2 separate regions of the Mus musculus genome follow, and region 2 is linked to region 1. The links are chromatin loops, found by intact Hi-C in ENCODE. Cell type or tissue: left cerebral cortex. All regions are shown on one strand.

Region 1 (8,000 bases):
ATATCAGAAGTGGACCAGGGACCTAGTCCCTGGGTTCCCAGGCAAATTCTGGGCAGCCTAGACACTCGCAGTCCTCGGTACTGGCTGTGGATAGGGGGTGGGCACTGGGGAGGAGTAGTGATTCTGGAAGACCACTTAACTACTACTGATCTGTGAGTTCACTATCTCATCTCATAGTGACACATAGCCTGCTAGCCCGAAGCCTCATTTATCAAAGGAGCATTCCGGTAAAGTTTTGGCTGTTCAGGATTTTGTCCTTTGATCTCAATGCTCCAGCTCTGTGACAGGATCTTCTGTCACTTTACCATGGCTTTTGGTGGTCACAGCTTTAGTCACAGCTTTAACATCCCTGTGCAGAAGAGTCCAAGCCATTCAACACTGTCCCCATCCCTAGGACGGGTGGGCCCCGGGTGCTGATGCTGGTCTGTCCTCTCCTTTATTCAAGTGCTCTGGGACTGACTCTGACTTGGTCAAATGTGGAGAGACAACAAAAGCTAAGTGGAAGTGTCCTGCTGGAAGTGTCCCCAGGTAGAAAGACCCCCTTGGCCAGACTGGGGCAGGAAGAGAGGGGGTACCACAATTGATTCTGATGTCCCTGGCATTTTGGCCTTCCTACTCTCTGGCTAGTCAAGCATGAGAGATCACCCCCAACTTGCCTCTAATGGCAACACCAGCCCTGGTGGATGCAAGTGACACTGACAATTTTTCTCACCACCATTGCAGAATATGTAGTCAGGGACTGCAAAACTAAAAGATACCAGATTTGATAAAGGAAACCTCTGGTTGGTATCCAGGTTATGCCCAAGGCAGGAGTTTTGTTTTGTTTTTTGTGTGTGTGTGTGTTTTTAAGAGAACAAGTTATTTGCGAGGTCCCTAGTCCCTAAAATGTCCCTATGAACTTTGGAAATCATCACCCAGGTCCTTAGAAGCTACAAAATTCATTCAAAAAGCTTGTGTTTCTAGCTGGGCGGGATGGTGCACACTTTTAATCACAGCACTCGGGAGGCAGAGACAGGCAGATCTCTGTGAGTTCAAGGCCAGCCTGGTCTACAATCGAGTCCAGGACAGCCAGGGCTATACAGAGGAACCCTGTCCGGGGGTGGGGGTGGGGGTGGAGAAGAAGCTCGTGCTTTGTTTTGGTTTAAAGAACAAACTGTAAAACAGGTAGTGAAGCCCTAGTAACATGCTTGGACAAGCAGGTACCTGCAGAGCTTTGGCTCTTGTCGCTTGCCAAAAGGTCACGATGACACAGCCTCGTTTGGGGTAGACAGTTCAGCGCTCTTCCTTCTAGACAGTGCAAGAGACTCTCCCTGTGCCAAACTTACAAGTGCACACTGCTAAGGAGGGCTCGGTACATGTGCACACAAGAAGTGCTATTTCCCCCATGCTCCACAGGAGAGAAACTCTTTAAGAGAATTGGAAAGGTTTTCTTGGGGGGCTCATCTTTGTTTTCCAGGACTGGCTTAGTGGGTAAGAGCACTGGCTGCTTTTCCAGATGACCCAGGTTCAATTCCCAGCACCCTCATGGTGGTTCACCACTGTCTGTAAACTCCAGTTCCAGGGGATCTGACACCTTCACACAGACATTTATGTAGGTAAAACACCAATGTATAATAAAATAAGAAAGAAAGAAGAGAAGAGAAAGTTTAATCCCTTCCCCTAAAGAAATGTTTCCTTAACGCAGTTGTCTGAGAAGGCCCTGGTGGGGGTGGGCAGGCACACTGGACAGAGTGTGATAGAGACGTATCACTGGGGACACTGGCAGGAAAGAGTCCTCAGAACTGAGAGAAAACCTACAAAAGTAGACCGTAGCGTTCACTTGTTATGCCATAGTGCAGGAATAAGACATCACTGCAAACTTAGCTGTGTCCCCTAGTGTCCACTGGTTTTGACCACTGTGTGCATTGAAGCCTGGCAGAAAGTGAGGGGGTGAAGCAGCATCTGCCATTTGCATCCTTCAGGAGCAGGACCCCGTGGCTTCTGGGCCACCTGCAGTTTGCGGGACCCAGGTTGCTTCTGCATTCTCTTTGGCAGTTGTCACCGGGGTTAGGCATGACTGGTGATGCTTGCTGTCATGGCCACACACAACTGCTTGGGTGTTTTGCTGGGAAGTAAAATAGTCTGGCACTCCCAGGAGCCCAGAACACCTCCCCCCACCCCACCCCAGTTTCGGGGTATGAGCGGCTGGCTATGACGTCCATGCAGCACAGACTCTGCTGGCTGAGGCTCCTTCAGGCCTGGCGATCCAGCTGTCAGGCCTGTTCTCGCTTCCGCCTACTCTTCTCTTTCACAGACAGTGCAATGTCCAACTCTGTGAATTCCACTGCCTAAGAGAAATTTGCTTTTAATGTCTAAAATGCTCCAAAGATTAGGCTGGGGGTGGTGGGGGGTGGGCATGGACAGAAAAGGGGACACCTCTTGGAACATGCACACACATGTGCAAGCACACACGGAGCCCTTTGTGCTGCCAGCATCGCCAATGACGTCACTGAATGAGCTGTTCCGAGCTGTCGGAAAGGGTTAAGCCAAGAATTTCCGTGGTGAATATTTCTGCAGTGATTTCCTCGGGAAGCTCTTTCTGGAGGCAGATTTCTGGACCTAGGCAGGCAAAGAAAAGAAAGCCAAATGCCTTTCCAGTGATGAGGCGCCTAATGAGAACAAGCCCTCAAAAACCCAAGGGAACGAGGACACTCAACAAAAGTGGGAGGCGGGCTGGGGAGACAAGGCTCAGCAGCGAAGAGCACTCCGACACCCCTACAGTGGTACACAACCATCTGTAACTCTAGTTCCAGGGGATCCAATGCCCTCCTCTGACCTCCCTAGGCATCAGGCATGCACACGGCACACAGACAGACAGACTCACAAGCAAAACACCCATCCACATAAAACAAACCCTTGAAAGGAAGGAAAGAAAAGAGGGGGCGGAGAGACTTTGTGCTGAAGGTCAGAATCCATCATGGAATGGAGTCTTATTAACTAAGGTCCTGGCAAACCTGGCTAGACAATAAAAGGAAGAAGTGGCACGGAGATGGGCCAGGCAGCTTTGCTCCTATCTTCTCAGGAACTGTGGGTCCTGACCACCAACTATCCTGGGCTTGTTGGTAGAGATTTTCCAGCCCAAGCAAGCCTAGAAGAGCTGTTTCAATGGACTCCTGAGTGTAAGCTCGGGACAGTAACATCTGTGAATGACAACTGGCTAGGAAGAGGTGGGGAGTTCTTGGGGTACAGGGAGAAGAAGAGGACTTTTCATTTGTTTGCTGCTGGGGATAGATTCAAGGTCATCAGGCCTGTGAGGAAAGGCCTCTGCCATCGAGTACAGCCCGAGGCTAGGAGGACCTTGGATGGGGAGGTGCCCTGGAGGATAACGTGCTTGCCACACAAGGGAGGACAGGGCTCAGATTCCCAGAGCCCACGTAGAAGCCTAGCAACGGAGAGGCTTCTTCTGTTCAGAGCCAGGCAGGCAGATGGGGGAGCTTGGGGCTACCTGAGTGGATTCACCATAACCAAAGAGCTCCAGCTTTGGTTAAGGCCCTGTCTTCAGGAGTGTGGTAGAGAAGGCTCAAGGAAGACACACGGTATTCGGTATTCGCTTCCGTGCTCTGCACACAGGCACATAGGCACACAACCTATCCACGAACACACACACGTGCATCGTACACATGTGCACATGCGTGAGAAAAGAAAGGACTAAAAAGGTGGGCAATGTGGCTCAGGGGGTGAAATCACTTCTCATCGAGGTTGAAGGCCTGGGTTCTAACTTCAGGACCTACATGGTGGAAGGAGAGAACTGACCACACACACACACACACACACACACACATACACACACACACGAGAGAGAGAGAGAGAGAGAGAGAGAGAGAGAGAGAGAGAGAGAATAAAAAGACATAAAAGAAAACTTTTAAGAAAAAGAACTTGAAGCCAGAAGATATGGTAGCACACACCTGTCATCCCAGCACTTGGGAGGTGAAGGCAAGAGGATCAGGAGTCCAAGGCTAGCCTAGACTATATTAAAGAGACCAATCTCAGAAGGAGCAGGGAGAGGGGGAGGAGCAGCAGCAGCAGCAGCAGCAGCAGTAGCAGCAGCCACCGCCAGGCATGCAGGCATGGCTGCATATGCCTTCAAGCCCAGCAGTTTGGAGGCAGCAGGAAGATCTCTGTGAGTCTGAAACCAGGTTTGGTTACATAGTGAGTTCCAGGCCAGCCAAAGCTACATAGTAAAACTTTGTCTCAGAGAAAAAAGAGAAAAGAAAAGAAAGAGAAAGAAAGCCAAACACTAGAAGGAGAGAGAAGAGATGGAGCCGAGAAGGAACATCTCTTCAGCTTGGAACTGAATTTGTACACCTACCCAGGGGTCTCCTCTCTCCACAGCCGACACGCAGCCACAGCTTCCAGAGCGGCTGAAGTTCATTCACGCAAACCAGAAAGATAAAAAAAATGGCCCAGAGGAGCAAAGAAAGGGAAAGGGTCAGAGGCAAAACAGGACAGGCAAAGTGGGAATGAATGCTCTCATCCGGCAGGCACAGCCACGCACGGCTCACTAATTCCCTTATTCATGGGATTCCCAGCTCGACTGACACTGCTGTGTGTGTGTGGTTGGAGGAGAGTGGCTTATATCGGTCCGGAGGAACAGATGCACTTAAGTCTACGACAAATCGTGAGTGGTGGCTATGCGCCCAGACAAAGGCAGGCTAAGTACCGTTGATGCAGGTGGCTGCAGGCTCCGATTTCCACCCCTCCGGAGTCAGGCCAAACAGAGTCGAGAAACAGTCGATCATCTCTTCTTCTGTCATGTGCTCCCCTGGGCATTGGAGTGGAAACGAAGTCTGGTTAAGTCTTGGGCTCTGTCTAAAGCTGGGGGTGGGAATTAGTAGGAGGTCTTTGTTTGTTTGTTTTGAGGCTGGGTCTCGTGGCTCACAGCCTGGCCTTCAATCTACTATGAAGCTGAACATGACCTTTGAATTCCTTTTTTGTTGTTGTTGTTTTTTGTTTTTTGTTTTTTGGGTTTTTTTTTTTTTTTTTTTGGTTTTGTTTTTGGTTTTTCGAGACAGGGTTTCTCTGTATAGCCCTGGCTGTCCTGGAACTCACTTTGTAGACCAGGCTGGCCTTGAAGTCAGAACTCCGCCTGCCTCTGCCTCCAGAGTGCTGGGATTAAAGGCGTGAGCCACTACACCCGGTTGACCTTTGAATTCCTGATCCTCGTGCCTCTGCCTCCCAAGTACTGGGGTTGCAGATTTGGGTCACCAGGTCTGGTTTATGTGGCACTGGGGATTCAGCTCAGGGCTTTGAGCGTGGTGCTAGGTAAGCACTGTACAACCGAGCACTGTACAACTCCTGGAGCCCCACTGGGAACTTGTGATCTTCCTGCCTCTACTTCCCAAGTGCTGGAATTACAGTTGTGTCACCACATCTGGCTGGAGATCTTCTTAAATTTCATATCTATCTATCCATCTATCTATGGTGTGTGTGTGTGTGTGTGTGTGTGTGTGTGTGTGTGTGTGTGTGTGTGTGAGAGAGAGAGAGAGAGAGAGAGAGAGAGAGAGAGAGAGAGCCTTACTTGTGTGGAGGTCAGAGGACAAGTTCTGGGAGACCCGTACAACTCCTGTGTGCTTTAGACTGAGCTCAGCCTTAATAGCGAGCACATTATTGGGTGAGCCATCTCACTGGCCCCTAGCCAAAGAGCTTTAAATACAAGTATTCTACTATTTCTTTAGACAGAAAGACGATATTCCTTATATGGTTTTACAAAGCTAGGGAGAAGAGGCTGGCCCTTGTAGAAGGACAGCAAGGTGAGTCAGGTATGGAAGGTTGGGCTCCACTTTATCTCAAACTTCCTCTTCTCAGAGCTCTCCTGGTTTGCAATAAAAAAGCTCCACTAGCGAGTGAGCGCCTGTCAGGTACGCAAGACAGCACAAGGCAACCTCTACATCTGTAGAGTAGATAGAAATAAAAGTTCAGTGTGGTGTGGCTTGATATCATGATGAATTCACCCATAAGCCTTATGATTGCCCAAGGAGACTGATAAACTGGCAAACTCCTCCCTGTTTTCCAAGCCAAGCTGGGTGTGGTGGCATAGGCCTTCAATCCCAGTGACAGGGAGGCTGAGGCAGGAGAATGGAGAGAGTTTGCAGACCAGAGTCTAACTCCTCCCACCAAGTGAGTCTGGAGGTTGAACTCAGGCCATCGGGCTCTGGGACCAACACCTTCACCCCACTGCGTCATCTTGCCGGCCTGTGAGTCACGTTTCTCACGTCTAGGTCAGGGACCTTCTTATTAATCCACCCTTGTCGGATATGAAGACAGTCCAAGATGCTCCTTGAGGTTGAAGCCCTGTCACGTGAGTGTCCCCTGTGACAGATGGAGAGCCCGAGGTGTCTGCCTACCCCTACCTCGGCTCTGTGTGCTGGGAAGTGGCTGGAGGAAATGGCTCCCAGCCGTCCTGGCCTTGTCTTACCTTTGGTGAGGAGTAAGTTCAGGAAATCCTCTCTCCGAATGGCCTTTTTCCCTTCCGAATTGGTGTAACCCAGCACGTTGAAGCTGTTCTGGATGCCGTCCATAGTGTTGCCGAAAGGTGGCCTATGGTTAAGGTAAACTTTGAGGAAATCCGGGAGGTTGATCTTGTCGATGAGCTTCCCGGTCTCCACGTATTCGCTGAACTTGATCTCATTAAACATGTCCTCAATCTAGAGGAGAGAGATCAGAAAGGAATATAGAAGACTATGGTCAACACAGACAAATACTTTTTGTTTGTTTGTTTGTTTGTTTGTTTTAATTACTTGGTTAGGCCACTCGTGAAAACTGGAAAGGAACACGTGTTTGTGGGTTGCGTTACGTCCTCCCCACCCCAGGACAGATTGCTGAAGTTTTCATCTTGGGGAGTTTATTAGAAATGGGGTTGCTGGGGGCTGGTGAGATGGCTCAGTGGGTAAGAGCACCCGACTGCTCTTCCGAAGGTCTGGAGTTCAAATCCCAGCAACCACATGGTGGCTCACAACCATCCGTAATGAGATCTGGCGCCCTCTTCTGGAGTGTCTGAAGACAGCTACAGTGTACTTACATATAATAAATAAATAAATCTTTAAAAAAAAAAAAAAAAAAAAAAGAAATGGGGTTGCTACAGAGGTAATTATAAAAGGTCATTGGTCACGCTGGAGTAGGGTGGCTTTCAATCCAGGATGTCCGTCGCCGTTGTACCATTGCAGCCTGGAGCTGAACACAGTGTGATATGATGCACACCTGTTCCCTCAAGGTCAGGGAACAGAATGCAAGCATCAGAGGGTAGGAGGAGTCCAAAAGGAGTCACCGGATGGACAACTGTCACAGGGAGCAGGGGGCATATGGCCCTGCTGACACTGATTTTGCATTCTGTCAGAGGACAAAACTCTGTTGTTTAAGCACGTGCCAAGCACTGGATCTTTTAAAGACTTCCTGTTCAAATTATCTCTAGGTATGTGTGTCTCTATGTATGTGTAAACAAACATGAGTGCAGATGCCTGTGTGTGCCAGAAGAGGGCGTTGAATCCCTCGGAGCTGGAGTCACAGGTGGTCACAAGCCACCTGATGTGTGGGTGCAGGAACCAAACTCTGGTCCTCTGCAGGAAGGAATGGTGAGCGCCCTTAACCCAAGCCATCTCTCCAGCCCCTTTTTTCCTTGTGTTTTAAGCCACTCAGTCTGTGTTGGTTTTTTGTCCTGCCCTGATGGTGTCACACTGTTCATACCATGTGGACTGTCATGAACGCTATTCAACTGTGTCACCTTTCACCCTGAGGATCTCGCAATGTATCTATCAACCACTTCCTCACGCTGACACATACACATTCATTTATTTGTTTTGAAGGAAGAGTCTCTCCAGGCGTAGTGGTACATACCTGCTTCCTGTGGTCAGGAAACAGAGGCTGCAATATGCCTTAGGTTCAGAGCCAACCTGTGCCTGCATAGCAAGTTCTAAGGTAGCCATGGAGAGACAGAGAGATTCCATTTCAATAAACCAACAAAAAAA
Region 2 (8,000 bases), 66 kb after region 1:
ATAATTATATTATTAGCCCAGTTTGGGCTAGTCACTGTGACACTCTGAGCCTCAGTGTCCTCTTCTGTCATGTGTGTATACGAACACCTACCTTCCAAGCACAGTAATGAGAAACTGAGTCTAAGTGGCTGGGGGTCTGAGTCCCCAGGAACAGGTGCCCTCCATAACCTCTGTGGGGACATATTCTATGCATTTAGTTGTTTTAAGAAATCTAAGCTGGGCAGTGGTGGTGCATGCCTTTAATTCCAGCACTCAGGAGGCAGAGGCAGGCGGATTGCTGAGTTCAAGGCCAGCCTGGTCTACAGAGTGAGTTCCAGGATAGCCAGGGCTACAGAGAACCGCTGTCTCCAAAACAAAACAAAACAAAACAAAAATCTAACATTTAGTTGTTTTAAGAAATGCACAAAATGCAGATGTTTCTAACTCTTGAAACGACAAAGTTAGCATCAACTAGTGTTTCCCCCTGGGTATCAGTCAGACTCAAAGCAGATATGCTTCTAATGCTCTTTTAATTTTCCTTTTTGTTTAATCACATTCATGTGTGTGTGTGTGTGTGTGTGTGTGTGTATGTGTGTGTGTGTGATGGAGAAGGCACACACTCTCCTGCCACAGTGCACATGTGGAGGTCAGAGGACCACCTACCAGAATTCCTCCCTCTATCCTTCCACAATGTGAGTCCTGGGGAATCAAACCGAGGCCACTGGGGCTTCGTGTCTGCAGCCTGGGCCCCCTCACTGTTCCTAACATGTGCATCCAAAGGGAGAAAGTGCTGGAAAAGGAAACGCCAGCCAGTATGACAGTGAGGCACAGAAGCCAACCTGGGATCCAAGGCAAAGTCTATACGAAAGTTACAGGTGTCATTTTCCAGCCTGGCGAGGTGGCCCATGCCTGCTATCCCTGCCATCTCCGGGGTTAAAGTCAAAAGTTTGACAGCCCAGGGCTAGTCTGGACTCCAAATCTGAGTCCCTATCTTTTTTTTTTTTTTTTAAGATTTATTTTATGTGTATGAGTACACTGTCGCTGTCTTCAGACACACCGGAAGAGGGCATCGGATCCCATGACAGATGGTTGTGAGCCACCATGTGGTTGCTGGGAATTGAACTCAGGACCTTTGGAAGAACAGCCGGTGCTCTTAACCGCTCTCTCCAGCCCCTGAGTCCCTCGCTTAACAAACAAGCAAAGACATCGTCTTGTTCACGGGGAGCTAAAGCCTGCACACCTGCAGATGGTACTGGGTGTTCCTGACGACGTCGTACATGATGGCGGTGTGAGCACAGGTGTAAAGGATGACTCTCCTGTCTTCCCGCATGTAGTAGACAGGGAGCGAACTGTTCCAGCCAAAGGACCAGGTCATGCTCTGGGGGATAGAGACAAACACAGGGAGCCATGACTTGTTGAGCCCAGAGCTGTGACTCCCGAGAGCCCCCACCCTGCCTGCCCCTGGGTGAGAACCATTCTGACAGTCCCAGGAAAAGAACCTTTTGGTTCCAAACATGGTCACCCAGGTTGACTGCAAACTCACTACATAGCTAAAGGGTGGCTTTTTACCCCCAATCCTCCGGACCGCCACACTTTTTCTATAAAAAGATTAAAAATTAAAAATTAAAAATGGGCCGGGCAGTGGTGGCCCACACCTTTAATCCTAGTGCTTGGGAGGGAGAGGCAGGTGGGTTTCTGAGTTCGAGGCTAGCCTGGTCTACAGAGTGAGTTTCAGGACAGCCAGGGCTACACAGAGAAACCCTGTCTTGAAAACTAAATATAAAATAAAAAAATAAAAAATAAATAAAAACAAAGGGAGAGATTGGTCATGGAAAGGTTAGGGAGGGAGGAAGGGTCTTTTGCATCGTAAAACATCTTTTCTGTTCTCCCACTTCCCAGGCCTGAAGCCCCACTTGGTGCTAATAGTCTGAGCACCAGATGTGACAAATTCGTTACTTCTTGAAAACCCCAGATGGAGATCTGATAAGACTCAGTAAGCAAGCTTATGGGAAAGGCAAGCATTGCCCGGATGATTGACTGCCTCTTCCTCTGCTTCCTGGTTGTGTTTGTTTGTTTGGTTGGTTTTGGTTTTTTTTTCGAGACAGGGTTTCTCTGTGTAATCTTGGCTGTCCTGGAACTCACTTTGTAGACCAGGCTGGCCTCGAACTCAGAAATCTGCCTGCCTCTGCCTCCCAAGTGCTGGGATTAAAGGCATGTGCCACCACGCCCGGCTGAATGACAAACTTCTGAAGATAATGATTTATATAAAATATAGCAGCAAGCTGTCTGTCTTCTCTTGGAATGATACTTAGAAGGAAGGATTATGGAAACACGGTGCATCATTTCTTCCCAAGACAGACACGGCAGGTAACGGTATGGTTCTCTCGTTCTCTCTCTCCTCTCATGCAACCTTCCTGTTCCCATCAGCCTGCACTCTGGAATTTATGTCTCCCTTTAGATCTTGGGTTGCGTGGGCAGAGATACTAGAACTGTGGAATCATGGTTGTCTAAGGCTGCACCTTCTAGGAACAGAATTACTTAATCTCTGGCTTGGGTCTAAGCACTGATTTTATGCAAATGAAACTGTTCCTTTGGAGACTTGCTATTCCTAAAAGGATCACTGTGTTCATCTTAGATTTCATCCTGTCGTTTTAAAATTAGTCACGAGAAAGGAAAGACTCCAGCCAGGCACGGCAGGGTGCAGCAATTGAGAGGTGGCCTAGGCTACACAGAACGTTTGAAACTAGCCTGAGGTATATGAGAACCAGTTTGGGTTTTCTGGGTATTTTTGTTTTCTTTTCTTTTCTTTTTTTTTTTTTGGTGTTTTGTTTTTTCTTTTCTTTCTTTCTTTTTTTTTAAAGGGGAGGGCTAGAGAGATGGCTCAGTGGTTAAGAGCACTGACTACTCTTCTGAAGGTCCTGAGTTCAAATCCCAGAAAACACATGGTGACTCACAACCATCTGAACAGCTACAGCGTACTCACATACATAAAATAAATAAATAAATAAATGAATTTTTTTTAAAAAGGGAACTTGGCGGGAAGGCATCAAGATGGCTGCTAGGGTAAAGGAGCTTGCTGTTCAAGGCAAACGCCCTCAGCTCAGTGCCCAGAACCCAGGTGACAGTGGAGAGAAGCAACTCCACGGAGCTGCCATCCGACTTCCACAAACACATCATGCACATATACATACAATCACAAATTAATTTTAAAAAAGGGGGGGGGCTGGCCTGACGGCTCAACAATAAAGGGGCTTGCTACCAAGCCTGGTGACATGAGTGCTGCCATCTCCAAGATCCACAGGGTGGAAGGAGATGTCCTCTGACTTGCATACATGTGCTATAACACACATATGTACACACAATAATTTCATAAATTTATTTATTTTACAACTATGCATATATTCACCGCATGGATGTATGTGTGCCACATGCACTCCTGGTGCCTACAGAGACCAGATGAGGTCATTGGTTCCCTAGGACTGGAGTTAGAGATGGTTATAAGCCATCGCATGGGTTCTGGGAATCAAACTTGGGTCCTCTGTAAGGGGAATAAGTGCTCTAAACTGCTGGGTCTTCTCTCTAGTCTCTTAATATTATTTTTTTAAAGGAAATAAGTATCATGTTATTCCAAGATTAACACGGGACTGCCTTCATATGCTGGGACTACTCTGGAACTACATTCACAGTTTCTGACAACAAAGGGTTAAGCTCATAGCTCACATCCTTTCTAATATTCTCAGCAAGTGGGGTATAAGTTACCTCATGTGTTTGTATTTTTCTAAAATGCTGTGATATCAAGATGAAAGCTGAGGGCTGGAGAGATGGCTCAGTGGTTAAGAGCACTGACTTAGAGGTCCTGAGTTCAATTCCCAGCAACCACATGGTGGCTCACAACCATCCGTAATGGGGTCTGATGCCCTCTTTTGGTGTGTCTGAAGAGAGCAATGGTGTGCTCATATACATAAATATAAATAAATATTTTTAAAAAATGAAAGCTGAGTAGCCAGGACTGCGTTTGCCTGCCTTCCATCATCCTCACGAGCAATTACTGCCTGTTTCTGAAGGGAGCTGACTCCATGGTGAAACCTGCTCACCATTGGCACCGCGAGTTCCCTAAGGCTGCTGGTCGAAGACCATGGACCCAAAGGGGAGGACACAGAGTGGGTGTGGGAGGGACACCAGAGGGCATCCATCCACCAGAGCACCTTTAGTGAGAGGGAGGAAGGAGTCTGAAGTACCACAGGTGGCCACTAGGGGGCCCCCTAATTAGACCTGAGATAGTGAAGAGATGTGTTGATACAGAGAGAGCTTGTACCTATTCAGCTTTTCCCATTTTGCAGAAATGAGGGATATCTCAATGGTCTTTAAGTGATAGGTAGACAGATAGATAGATAGATAGATAGACAGACAGACAGACAGACAGATAGGGAGAGCAGGAAAGAGCTAACTGACCAAGACCCAAGTTCAGATCCCCAGAACCCATTTAAAAATCTAGATATTGCTGGGCCCAGTGGCATACACACACACACACACACACACACACACACACACACACACACACACACACACACTTAGTCCCAGCATCTGGGAGACAGAGGCACAAAGATCTCTGTGAGTTCAAGGCTAGCCTGGTCTACAGGGTGAGTTCAAGCCCAGCCAGGGTTAAACAGTGAAACCCTGTCTGAAAAAGAAAAAAGAAAAAAGAAAAACTGGCAGACATGGTAGTCTTATTTGTAATACTGACGTGGTGGTTTGGAAAAGAATGGCCCCCACAAGTTCATATATTTGCTTGCTTAGTCCAAAGTTGACGGACAGTTTAGGGGAGGATTAGTGGGTGTGGCCTCCTTGAAAGCAGTGTGACACGGAGGGTGAGGTTTGAGAAGCTAAAACAAGTCTCTCTCTCTCTCTCTCTCTCTCTCTCACTCACTCTGGCTCTTAGCTCTCTGCCTGCTACCTGCAGATAGATAAGGATGTAAGCTCCTAGCTCCAGCAGTCAGCAGTCTGCCTGCCTTCCTGCCAAGCTTCCCGCCTTCGTGGTCACAGAGTGACCCTCTGAAATTGTAAGCAAGCCCCCAGCAAGATGCTTTGTATTTTACAAGAGTTAGCATGGTCATCATGGCGCCTCTTGATGGCAACTGGACACTGACTAAGACGCCCCAGCAAAGGATTGGAGGTGGGGGATCCCGGAGGCTCGCCGGCCAGTCAGTATAAACGGAATGAGCTTCGGGCTCAGGGAGAGGCCACTGTCTCAACAAAATTAAAGTGTGACATGGGCAAGACTGGCTCAGCGAGTCAAGGTCTTGCTGCCATGCCTGAGCAGTGAAGGAGAAACTGACTTCTGAAAGTTGTCCTCTGACTTTCACACTGGAACATCTGTGTGACCCTCACAAGTAAAGGCACCGCAGATTTTAAAAATAAAAACAAAGGTGGTGGTGACTGAACGTTGTACAACTTTTCTTGTATTCCGGGGGTTGCGGTTCCGAGAGTTGTAACTTCCAGGCCAGCCTGGGCTACATAGCAAATCCTTCTTAAAACAAAACAGAAAAAAACAAAAACAAAACCCAACAAAACCTACTGTGAGCTGAGTTCAAAGGCTCACTCTGTGTTAAGACTAGACTCTATATAGAATCACTCTTCCAAAGGCAGAAGTCCACAAGAAAAGTAAGTGTGTGGGGTGGGGGTGGGAGGAAACGAACCAAAAAGCAAGAAATGAATCCCGACGAATACATTTCTGGAAAGCGGCAGATGGGGAAGGAGTTGGTGGGGGGAGGGGCCTCTTCTTCCTTCTCTGGGTAAATGACAATGTTTCTGCAACTCACAGATGGTGCCTCCCGGGGAGACATGTCAGGAGCCGCGAGAGGGGTGAATTTCCAGGGAAGGCCAGAGCTTTGTCATCTTCTGACTGGGGTTTGGAGAGCTGTTAAAGCTCTCTTCCCGGAGCAGAGGCAAATGAGGAGAGGGAGGGGAGGACGTGCGGAAGCGAAGGAGGAAGATCCAGTAGTATAGAAGACAGAAGAGGGTAAAGAGAGCAAGATAGGAGAGAGGAAGAGGAGGAGGAAGAGGAACGGAGGGTGGGAAAGGAAGAGAAAGGGACGTGGAGAGTCCCTTGTGAAATAATCCTCGTGCAACAGTCAAGCTATTCGGGGAATTTCCGGCCTGCCAGAGCAGTGCTATTGAACCCAGATGTCACCATCAAGTTCTAGGTCGAACACGTGGGTGTGCCACTCCCCCCCCAATACCCTCCACTATGCCCCCCCCCCCCCAGCTCTTGACAGAACTTTAAAAGACGTAGTTGGTCTGAAAAGTATTGGTTTAAAAAGATGCCCGCTCCATTCCCTCCCAAGGTTGGAGAGATGCCAAGGAGAGGACTGAGCTGGATTCTCAGGACGCCTGGTTTGTTTTTTATTTTTGTTTTATATAAGGCTAGGCTTGCCGGGCATGGTGGTGCATGCCTTTAATCCTAGCACTCCAGAGGCTGAGGCAGGCAGATTTCTGAGTTCGAGGCCAGCAGCCTGGTCTACAAAGTGAGTTCCAGAACAGCCAGGGCTACACAGAGAAAAAAAAAAAAAAAAGGCTAGGCTTGAGAGAAGTGATCCCCCGGTGCTGAGGAGGGCAGAAACAGTGGATCTTGGGGGCTTGAGGTGAGTGTCACTGGCCAAGCAGCCTAGGCTATTTCACAACCTAAATTCCAAGCCAGTGGAAAACCTTATCTAAGCACGCCTTTAATCCAGGAGGCAGAGGCAGGTGGATCTCTGAGTTTGAGGCCAGCCTGGTCTACAGAGTGAGTTCCAGGACAGCCAGGGCTACACAGAGAAACCCTGTCTCGAAAAAAGAAAGAAAGAAAGAAAGAAAGAAAGAAAGAAAGAAAGAAAGAAAGAAAGAAAGAAAGAAAGGAAGGAAGGAAGGAAGGAAGGAAGGAAGGAAGAAAGAAAGAAAGAAAGAGAGAGAGAGAGAAAGAAAGGGGGGAACATCCAATAATAAAAATAAAGGTGAACAGAGGCTAAAAAAAAGAGCCAAGGTTATCTTCTGCCTTTCACATGAATGTGGGCACACACACCCGTGCGCACACCGGAACTTCCTAGACATACACAGGTGCCTTATCTCACAATGATGTCCAAGCCTAGGAATGACATGCCATTTACACTCACCAAAGGGTACACCTTGGAGTCCTCCTCCTTCTGGAATAAGGTGTCCTCTGTGGAGACAGACACCAGTGACTCCTCCGCACTCAGTCCTTTGGACTGGAATAATTTTCGTCTTTCTTCCAGGGAGAGTCTTGCTTCATCTTTTCCTTGGGCTAAAATGTCTTCAGGCTTCTGGCTGGCTTCCTCGGTATCATCCACTTTCATACTGTTATCTTTGTAAATCTGGCTTACTTCTGGACTATCAGCCTTGAAAGGGAAACGAGATTCTGACCCTGCACGTCACATACCCAAGGCTCTGCGCTCCTATCCCCTGCCTGTTTTCATGTCCAGCCAGCCAGTCTCAGGCTAACAGGTGATTCAAAAGGGAGCCTGGGTCTCTTTCCGCCATCTTGGCGCCTGTGGAGGCCTGCTGGGAACAGGACTTCTAACAGCAAGTATGTCTGGAAGGCTGTGGTGCAAGGCCATTTTTGCTGGCTACAAGCGAGGTCTCCGGAACCAAAGAGAGCACACGGCTCTTCTTAAAATTGAAGGCGTTTATGCCCGAGATGAAACGGAGTTCTACTTAGGCAAGAGATGTGCTTATGTGTATAAAGCAAAAAACAATACAGTGACTCCTGGAGGTAAACCAAACAAAACCAGAGTGATCTGGGGAAAGGTAACTCGGGCCCACGGAAACAGCGGTATGGTTCGTGCCAAATTCCGAAGCAACCTTCCTGCAAAGGCCATTGGACACAGAATCCGTGTGATGCTGTACCCATCCCGGATTTAAACTAATGGAGAGTAAATAAACAAAAGGGAGCCTGGGACATTTTATACTAAAGAAATGAATCCAGGCTGTGTTCAGGTTAACTCTTGGCCTAACAGACCCACCCACCA

What was found. Peaks named below come from ENCODE experiments on the same cell type or tissue, not always from the same donor. Only the 100,000 strongest peaks of a DNase experiment are listed, where the experiment ranks them.
Region 2: it touches region 1 in a loop (2.3-fold over the local background); 2 of 42 quality-filtered maps call a loop at or near these places.

The regions. Positions count from the first base shown.
Region 1 is chr5:123,321,116-123,329,115 of GRCm38, reverse strand. It overlaps Wdr66 (WD repeat domain 66), which reads right to left. Exons shown (of 21, transcript NM_001370840.1): 19 at 6,455-6,683; 20 at 4,700-4,801; 21 at 1,632-2,598. The coding sequence ends at 2,486. Among named protein-coding and RNA genes, the nearest start is that of Bcl7a, 19 kb to the left of the region's middle. In left cerebral cortex, no CTCF peak of the experiment used is centred here; DNase peaks (open chromatin) are centred at 2,201, 2,564 and 4,651; H3K27ac peaks cover 1,564 bases.
Region 2 is chr5:123,255,374-123,263,373 of GRCm38, reverse strand. It overlaps Wdr66 (WD repeat domain 66), which reads right to left. Exons shown (of 21, transcript NM_001370840.1): 2 at 7,128-7,370; 3 at 1,220-1,357. It also overlaps the pseudogene Rpl35a-ps6. Among named protein-coding and RNA genes, the nearest start is that of Wdr66, 5.6 kb to the right of the region's middle. In left cerebral cortex, a CTCF peak has its summit at 4,213 (motif pointing right); DNase peaks (open chromatin) are centred at 2,466, 4,208 and 5,768; H3K27ac peaks cover 783 bases.